2 separate regions of the Homo sapiens genome follow, and region 2 is linked to region 1. The links are chromatin contacts, found by Hi-C or POLR2A ChIA-PET in ENCODE. All regions are on one chromosome and are shown on one strand. The core of a region is the stretch at or near the end of the contact, and the rest is flanking DNA. Distances in the headings are between cores, read along the strand shown.

Region 1 (4,221 bases), core at 1,261-3,760:
GCAGACATTTCACTGACAAGAATAGGCAGATGGCAAATAAACACTTGAAAAGGTGTTCAACATCACTAGCCATTAGAAAAATATAAATAAAAACCACAATTAGATATCACTATAAACATATCCAAATGGAAAAATAATAAACCAAGCAAATGCTGGTGAGGATAAAGAAAAACTGGATTATGCTTTGCTGGGGGAATGTAAAATTGAATATCCACTCTGGAAAATCATTTGGCAATTTCTTATAAAACTAAACATGCAATTTACATATAGCCCAGAAATTGCTTTGCACTTGCGCCACAGAAATAAAAATTTAGCACTTGCAAAAAATACAGGAATGTTCACAATGGCTTTATTCCTAATAGCCCACAACCGAAAACAGTCCAGATGCCCTTCAATGTGTGAATGGTTAAACATACCATGTTACATCCATACCGTGAATTTCTACTTAACTATTTAGCCATAAAAAGAACAGACTGTTAAAACCACAGTAACTTTAATGGATTTCAAGGGAATTCTGCTGAGTAAAAAAATAAAAATAAAAATATTTAAAGAGCTACACATGATCACATGCTATCTATTTATATAACATACATGAAATGAAAAATTATAAAGTAGAATAGATTACTGGGTGCCAGGGATTATGGATGGGGGAGGGAAAAGATAAGTAGTGAGTATAGCTATAAAAGTGTAGCACAGAGGATCTTTACTGAGAAGAGACTATTCTTTATCTTGACTGTGGTGATGGTTACATAAATACACACATGTAATAAAATTTCATAGAACTAAATACACACTTGAATGTATATAAGTCTAATAAAGTCTGAATAAGATCAGTGGATTGTAAAAATACCAATTTTCTGGTTGTGATATCATCTTGCTGTTGTTCAAGATGTTAGCGTTGGGAGAAATTAGATGAAGAGTATATGAGGTCACTCTATATTATTTCTTACAATAGTATGTGAAACTACATTTTCATACAAAAAACAGTTTAATTGAAAAAAATTTCCCAAACTGGATTTTTTGATCCTGCCATAGATTATTCCAAAGATAACAAAAGTTTTTCTATTTCTGAGCATGATTAAAGAGAAGATAAAGAGTGCCTCTATTTCCTCTGAAGACAGAATAAACTATTTTCTTTTTGGTAAGAAGACATGCAAAATACCACTGAAACAAGTCCCACACAGTTTAATCATCTCAGAGCAACCAGTGAAATCTTTCTAAAATGTATTTAGAGCATATTTGTCTTATGCTGAATAATCCCCACTGTTTTCCCATTGTACTTGAAATAAAATTCAATTTATTTGCTATGGCATATAAGGTCCTACATAATGTGACTCCCTTATATACTTTGATCTCATCTCAACTTCTTTTACTAATTTTATTAGTTATCTATTGCTGTGCAACAAGCTACTTTAAAATATTGCAACTTAAAAGAATGCACATTTTTTTATCTGCAATTTCTGCAAAGTAGAAATCTGGGCATAGCTTAGCTGGGTCTTCTGCTTTGAGGTCTCTCACAAGGCTGTAAACATGTCAGGCAATACAAAAGTGTTACCTGAAGACTCAGATGGAGAAAAATCCACTTCCGAGCTCACCGACGTGGTCGTTAAGAGGATTCAGTTTCATAAGCGCTGTTGCACTGAGAGCTTCCATTCCTTGCTGGCTGTTGGCAAGAAGCTACCCTCAGTTTCTTGCCACATAGGCCTCTCCAACACGCCCCTTGTTTCATCAAGGCTAATGAGACAAGGGAGAGAGAGAGAATCCACAAGCAAGACAAAGTCAGCATCTTTTGTGACTTAAGTAGAAAAGGGACATCCTCTCAATGTTGCTGTATTTTATTGGTTACAAGATAGTTACTCTAGGGGAAAGCATGACACTAGGTCCTGAGTAACAACAGGTGGGGTCACTGAGGGCTATATAAGAGCCACCCTATCACACTAGTCTTCTTGCTGTTTACTGTATATCTGATCCAAGATTGTTAGAAAGCTGACTCCTTGTCATTTGGTAGGTCAGAGTTAATTGTGGAGAAGACCCAAAGTCTATAGAAGTGGAGTTGGAAATGGAGGTATATTGGGCTGATTGGCAGCTGGTAAGCTACCTGGGTGTGTAGGTGTGTCCGCAGATTGGTAAATTGAGTTAGGCTGGCCTGAAGTGAAGATTGCCAAATTCAACACAAGTGTGATAGTGAAAAATTAGAAAAGGAAATATTCATTAAATATCTTTTATGACTCAGCCACCATGTTTGTTGTTTTGCACACAAAATGTTTTACAAAATTATCTCGATGATATCATCCTAATCTTTTAAATAATGAAATCCAAGGCAGAGAGATTAAGTATCTCCAAAGATTACACAGTTGAAAAATAATTCAAACTCCTAGTCTTTCTAACTTTAATAACTGTTCATTTGCCACTGTCCCACAGTGGCTTCTGAGATGTCAGGGACTTCTCAGAGGAGCTGGTGGCCCAGGCTCGTGCTTTAGCTGGGCTCTCCTATTGAGCTTTCTCCAGGCTCCAGCGATGCTCCTTTGCATTCTGCTGCTCCCTTATGGCCATGACTGTAATTACAGCTAAGTTTACAGCCCTGGAAGAGGTTTCCAAGGGAGGGAGGCAGGAATCTGAAAGAACATTGGAGCATCAACCAAGAAAATAAAGAATTTGCAAATGAGGAAAAAAAGAGAGAAGAAAAAAGAGAAAAGAGGAGGAGGATGGGAGTTAGGACACAGAAGAGAAGGAGAAGAAGGAGAATGGTATGGTTTGGCTTTGTGTCTCCACCCATATCTCGCCTGCAATTGTTGTCTTCATAAATCCCCACGTGTCAAGGGTGGGACCAGGTGGAGGTAATTGAATCATGGGGGTGGTTTTCCCCATGGTATTTTTGTGATAGTGAGTGAGTTCTCAGGTGATCTGATGGTTTTATAAGTGTCTGGCATTTCCCTCTTGCACTCTCACTCTGTTCTGCCACCCAGTGAGGAAGATGCCTGCTTCTCCTCTGCCTTCTGCCAAGATGGCAAGTTTCCTGAGGCCTCCCCAGCAAGATGGATCTGTGAGTCAATTACACCTATTTCCTTTATAAATTCCCAATCTCGGGTATTTCTTCATACCAGTGTGAGAACAAACTAATGCAGAGGGAGAGCAAAAGCAGAAGAGGAGGGAGGGAGTTAAAAAAAAGAAAAGATTGTGGTTGGACTGCTCCAGGAATCAGACAAGTTTATTAGAAAAAAACTTTCTTCTCCGGCCTTATAGAATACATGAAAGCTTGATAGAAAAGCCGAGTATCTGCTAAATAGTGAGAGGACGGCCATGCCTCTTATAATAAAAGTATACTCAATAAAGCTTAATTATAAAATAATACCTGTAAATATAAAAAGTAAAATGAATTTTCATTTTATTTCAGATGCATTATTACATTTTATTAAAAGAAACCTGTGAAATAGGATTCTCATTATCCCTATTTACAGAAGGAGAAATTGAGGTTTGGGGAAATTTAGACTTGCCTTTTGGGTCACTCAGCTAAAACGTAGTGGACCCCAATAGTACTTCATATCTTTTCATGCCAAACTCTGTCTTTTGCTTTTATATCATATGTCTCTGTTGTACCTATCTTTCAGTTTTAAAGATTCTCTTAACCTACTGGTTCTCCCTCCAGGAGGTCTTCCGGGTTTCCTAGATCCTTTTTGGCTTCAGTTTGTAGTTGCATTATCTTAGTCTTTAAATTACAGGAATTGCTCAGGTACGGTACATTTTCACATCCAGACCACTAGTTCCATGCTTTTCCCACTCACAGATGATGCATACTTAGAACATTTGAGGTCATATTGCACAGACCTTTTAAAGAGAAGTATCAGTGAGTTTTTAAAAATCTATGTCTTTATCTCCTGCAGGTGGTTGTGGGGGGAGGGCACGTAATTGAGAGTTAATTGATTGCGTGTTTTCCCCACTAGAGTTTCATTACCATCCTACACTTCTATTATATGGGTCTTGAGGATCAAGACTTCCAAGGCCATCGATGATTCAACAAATTAATACAGACCAGAGCTAGTAATCACAGCTTGGAGATGAGGGAATGAGAGCACACTGATAGAAGTAAAGGGCAGTTTGGAAGGGAGGACCAGGGCTGCTTCCTCATTGTTTTTCCTGTCTGTCTGCAGTTCATTGTGTTCTTGAAAATGTTACTTTTCCAGTACCTAATGAATGATACATCAAGGCCTGCCATGAAACTGT
Region 2 (4,764 bases), core at 335-2,834, 400 kb before region 1:
ATCCTACCACCAGGAGGACAGTAATCCAGGTGAGATAAAGTGAATGAAGCCTAAGGATTCAGGGAATTGAAAGGTAGGTATGCAGCTGTGGCAAAGACTCATATACAATATTTATTTGCCTCTTTAGCTGTCATTAAGCTATAAAATAAAACATGTATTTTTAAGTGCCTTATCAAAAATATCAAGTAGGCACTTTATATTTGACATCACATTTAATATCTACAAACAACTCATGCAGCATATACTATTACTAGTCCCGCTGATTGATAAGAAAGAGGCTCAGATAATTAATACAGCTGTCACTTGTTTAAGTTGCGATTAGCCCCCTGACCATCCTGACTTCAAACTCTATACTCCATCTTTTAAATTGATTCCATATACATACCGGCTTTCAGGTTGATACATAGGTTATTTTCATGAAAAATATTTTACCTTGTTCAAATGAAGTATTGAGATGCCTCCCAAAGGTGAAATCTCTTTTCAGCCCAATCTTCATCCAACCCATTATTCATCCATCCCATTATTTCTGGGGCAGAATGTAAGAGTACACAGTGCTTTTTAACTTCCTATTTTATTTTAAAAAATAACATTTTAGGCTGAGCGCCGTGGCTCACGCCTGTAATCCCAGCACTTTGGGAGGCCGAGCCGGGTGGATCATGAGGTCAGGAGATTGAGACCGTCAGGCTAACATGGTGAAACCCCATCTCTACTGAAAACACACAAACAAATTAGCCGGGGTGTGGTGGCACGTGCCTGTAGTCCCAGCTACTCAGGAGGCTGAGGCAGGAGAATCACTTGAACCCAAGAGGCGGAGGTTGCAGTGAGCTGAGATCGCACCATTGCACTCCAGCCTGGATGACAGAGAGAGACTCTGTCTCAAAAAATAAATAAATAAATAAATAAAAATAAAAAAATTACCAGATATTTCTAAATTCAGGGAAAACCCCATTTGAATTTTTTAAAGTTGGTGCCAATTCCATCTGGTTTTAAAAGTGCCTTGAAAAACATCATACTGAAAACAAACATTGACAACTACTACTAACTCCTTTGAGAGACATATTGGAATGAGCAGATTGTCACCCTTTAAATGCTGAGCCTTTAAGTTAGGATGGAAGCCCTGCCTCACTTGCCCATCCTGTCTGTCACTGGTAGGGAATCAAATCACAGAAGCTGAACAACCAGAACCGAGTCTTCTAAGAGGCCCAGCTTGGCTTCTTGTTCTGTGCAGATGAGTAGAAGGTGGTAAAGAATATGAATGACAATTATTGGTTTGAATATTTTCCAAAGGTAGAATTTGCAAGGCTATTGAAATCCTGTTAGACAAGACTTATTGCCTATGCATTTACAAACTGTGCAATTTAAGATAGGTTAGAGTGAATGTTATGCTCAGAGCTGCTAACAAGGAGGCCTCTCACCAATAGGCACTGTACAATATTATGGTAATCTTTTTGGGGAGTTTGTGGTAGCCAGCCTTTTTGCTACACAGTAAGGATCCAACCTTATTCCAAGTTATCCCTCTTGTCCAAAGTAGGACCAATACTATTCATAGGCTATAAACTTCTTACTCATTCCATTTCTGTAATTATGTCAAGGGAAAGGAATTTTCTTCAATTGCCAAGTAAGGAAAAGTGGCAAGTAGTAGAGGTTAAGTTCAGGTCATTGTGATGGGTGAGAAATTTGGGCTGGAATGTGGTCTTCCCGATGTGCCAGTGTTCATAATTTTACACTCTTCAACCTACTACTCTCTGATGTGAGATGTTGATGACTTCAATATAGGAGAATCTATGGGACTTCTCCATAGCTTGTGAGATTAGAGCTTGTTCCTCTGTGAAGCAAACAGGGATTTCTGAACTTGGATACTTATCTTTCGAGATAAATGAATTTTCTGTTTATTTTTCTCTTTCTTCCAAAGCTGGAAGAAAGAACTTGTAAGAGATCACAGCAATATTCTCCAGTTATTTTCTTCTTACAATTTAGGAGGAGAGAAAAATGTATTTAGTCTATAGATAAAACCTGGTTTTGAGATACTCCATTTCTCATCTTTAAACCTGAGATAGTTCTTAATATTGGAGCACTCACTGTTTTCCCAGTTTTTGTATGAAATTATTCATATAATATTTACATTCTCATACAGTTTTATTTTGTTTTTGGTCTCTATTCCTTTCATTTTTGTTTTAACCTCAACATTAAGCCTTGCTTTTACTTACCGATATTAGTGACAGGTTCTGTAAGTTCAAGTGCAATATGTTGGGCATCACTGAAAGCAGCTCCATATCATACTGACCTTCCTGGAGAAGGTAAAGCACAACTCATTGGTTTAATCATTGCATTCCATAAAGGAAGATGTCACTTAGCCAGCTTTCCTTTCAGTGCCAGAAAATCAGCTCAAAGTATTTTTCTTCAGATAAGTGAGCATGCTTGTCATAGCTTACTTACGCCTGTTAAATCTTTATATGAAATATTTTACAGAGAAATATGTAAATATTTTGACTGCTTGTGCCATTCTTTTCAGACTACTTTGCAGATTACACATGGGTCTCTATATGAAACAAGAAGGAAAAGCAAGCAGAAATTTCTTAATGTAGCGTTTTTCATTAATGAAGACAGAAAGGCTAAAAGAAAAAAATGTTAAATGGAGTCTTAATGTAAATAGTCAAGAAGAGTGATATATACCCTATGGAATAGCCTCAAAGTGATATCAGTATGATGGAAATACATTATAAGGTTCTCATACAGCATATCTACTTACCTTTTCTTCTTGACAGCAGATAAGTAAACCACGGCTTAGGAGTAGATTTGCCAATGTATTTTACTGGAGACTTTTGTAGTAAGACTTTTTACTAGTTTGTTACAGCTTATGTGAACAAAATGTCTGTAAACCAGACTTTAATCTTAGAAATATATATATATTTTTACTACCTAGCGTCAGCAGATATTATATATTCTGAACACAGAGCAGAGAAAGTGAGGGAATTTTCCCCAGTCAGTTCTTATTTAATCCATAAAGCCAAGTCTTTGTGTAATTTCAGCTATTTAATTTTTGCTTTTTCATGATTGCCATTGAAAGAATAAGATAATGTTGATGACATTTGAAATATGTTAAGAGGACCAATATCAGCTGGGCACGGTGGCTCACGCCTGTAATCCCAGCACTTTGGGAGGCCGAAGTGGGCAGATCACCTGAGCTTGGGAGTTCAAGACCAGCCTGACCAACATGGAGAAACCCTGTCTCTACTAAAAATACAAAATTAGCCAGGCGTGATGGCATATGCCTGTAATCCCAGCTACTCGGGAGGCTAAGGCAGGAGAATCACTTGAACCCAGGAGGCAGAGATTGTGGTGAGCCAAGGTTGCAGTGAGCCAAGATCGCACCATTGCACTCCAGCCTGGGCAACATGAGCGAAACTACATCTCAAAAAAAAAAAAAAAAAAAAAAAAAGAGGCCCAATATCATGGTATAATTGTGCTGGTCTACTGTCTGAAATAACATGACTGTAGATGTTTTTATCAAATGACAAAATGATGACTGGTATTTATCATTTTATACCCTTCAGCCTACTACTTTCTGATGTCAAACATTGATGATTTCGGCACAGGAGAATCTTTTATATTTTTCAATGAAAAATGTTTTACTCAGTTTTTGTGGGTTGAAAATATAAGTGTATAATTTGGCTGAGAAAAACATTGCATCACTAACATTTGCTCATGACTGTGGAGCTAAACAAATTATCAGTCAAGATCTCTGGTTTGAAGCAACAGAACCTATCTCTGGCCTTAAGAAAAAGGAGATGCATTGGAAAGACATCAGTTTCCCAGAAGTGACAATTAACTTGGTAGTCTAAGGTTTAGAAAACCAAGAGTTGTAAATCAAGATAGCAGGAAATGTAGTCAAAATCATGCTGCAACAACTTTCTGATCCATGAACTCTGGCTATGGGATCATCTAACAACCCTCCCTCCCCCATTTCCTCATTCTTTGCATTACTTAAGATTCAGAGTTCCAGAACAAACACCTTATCAGCAAAGCCTAGCTTATTGGCCTGTTCTGTGGTATAGCCAGGTAGAGGAAGGTCCCAGCTGCTGTGGTTGAGAAAGGAATAGCAAAAGGAATCAAGAACTAGAAATCATCTTCCAACCACATTGGCACACAGTAAAGGACTAATAAAAATATTGGGAAGTGGATGATGGTAAGTTGGAAAGTGACAAATGTCTATTCCCCAAAAAATATTGTTTCGAAGTCATGGTGGGTTTTTAGACTAAACATTATCATTCAATAGCTGTGAGACCTTGGATAAGCCTGTTTTTGTTTGTTTTTTTTTTTTTTCTCAGTCTAAAATGACAAATTTGACTTATGGTAGGGATGGGAAGTAAGTGGCAATTACATTGCCATCCCTCTTTTTCCTATGCCAGACATTACTAATTGATCATTGTATTCTTCCATCCTGAGACCAGATATAACCTCAGAATCATTCTCAATATAGTACTCTGGCAGCAACTACCAAATTATTAGAGCTGATAAATAAGATAAAATCCCACAAACATCTCTGAACTAGAGGTTAATTACATTTCTTTAGAGTGTCAATGTTCTTTGAAGTTCCAGGACTAAGAAGTATTGTTAGTTAAATTATTTTAGAAAATTAGAAAGAACCTAGACCAGGCAGGAATAGACTCATAAAGTAGCTAATCCAGTAATGTCTGATTGAAGTGAAAGAAAATATTTTCAAACTTGACTAGCTTTCATTATGAATGTTGAGATGTTGAAGGA

What was found. A loop is a pair of places that touch in the nucleus more often than their neighbours do. ChIA-PET counts read pairs that join two places held with the same protein, here RNA polymerase II (POLR2A). Pooled maps may share reads with other maps.
Region 2: a loop to region 1 is called in a map of IMR-90, with 6 times the contacts of the local background. The contact joins two enhancer-like sites. A Hi-C loop is called at or near these places in 4 of 168 maps with a recorded cell type or tissue (Calu3, IMR-90, PC-9 and 1 more) and 3 of 50 pooled maps. POLR2A ChIA-PET finds 5 or more read pairs at or near these places in 1 of 52 experiments (PC-9).

Annotation. Positions count from the first base shown.
Region 1 is chr11:29,157,226-29,161,446 of GRCh38, forward strand. No RefSeq gene overlaps it. Among named protein-coding and RNA genes, the nearest start is that of LINC02742, 260 kb to the left of the region's middle. Within about 2 kb of position 2,511, at least 2 of the 41 ENCODE cell types and tissues checked have a DNase peak (open chromatin) inside an H3K27ac peak, as active enhancers do; they include IMR-90 and endothelial cell of umbilical vein, where a contact is called at or near this core.
Region 2 is chr11:28,755,532-28,760,295 of GRCh38, forward strand. No RefSeq gene overlaps it. Among named protein-coding and RNA genes, the nearest start is that of LINC02742, 140 kb to the right of the region's middle. Within about 2 kb of position 1,585, at least 4 of the 41 ENCODE cell types and tissues checked have a DNase peak (open chromatin) inside an H3K27ac peak, as active enhancers do; they include IMR-90 and endothelial cell of umbilical vein, where a contact is called at or near this core.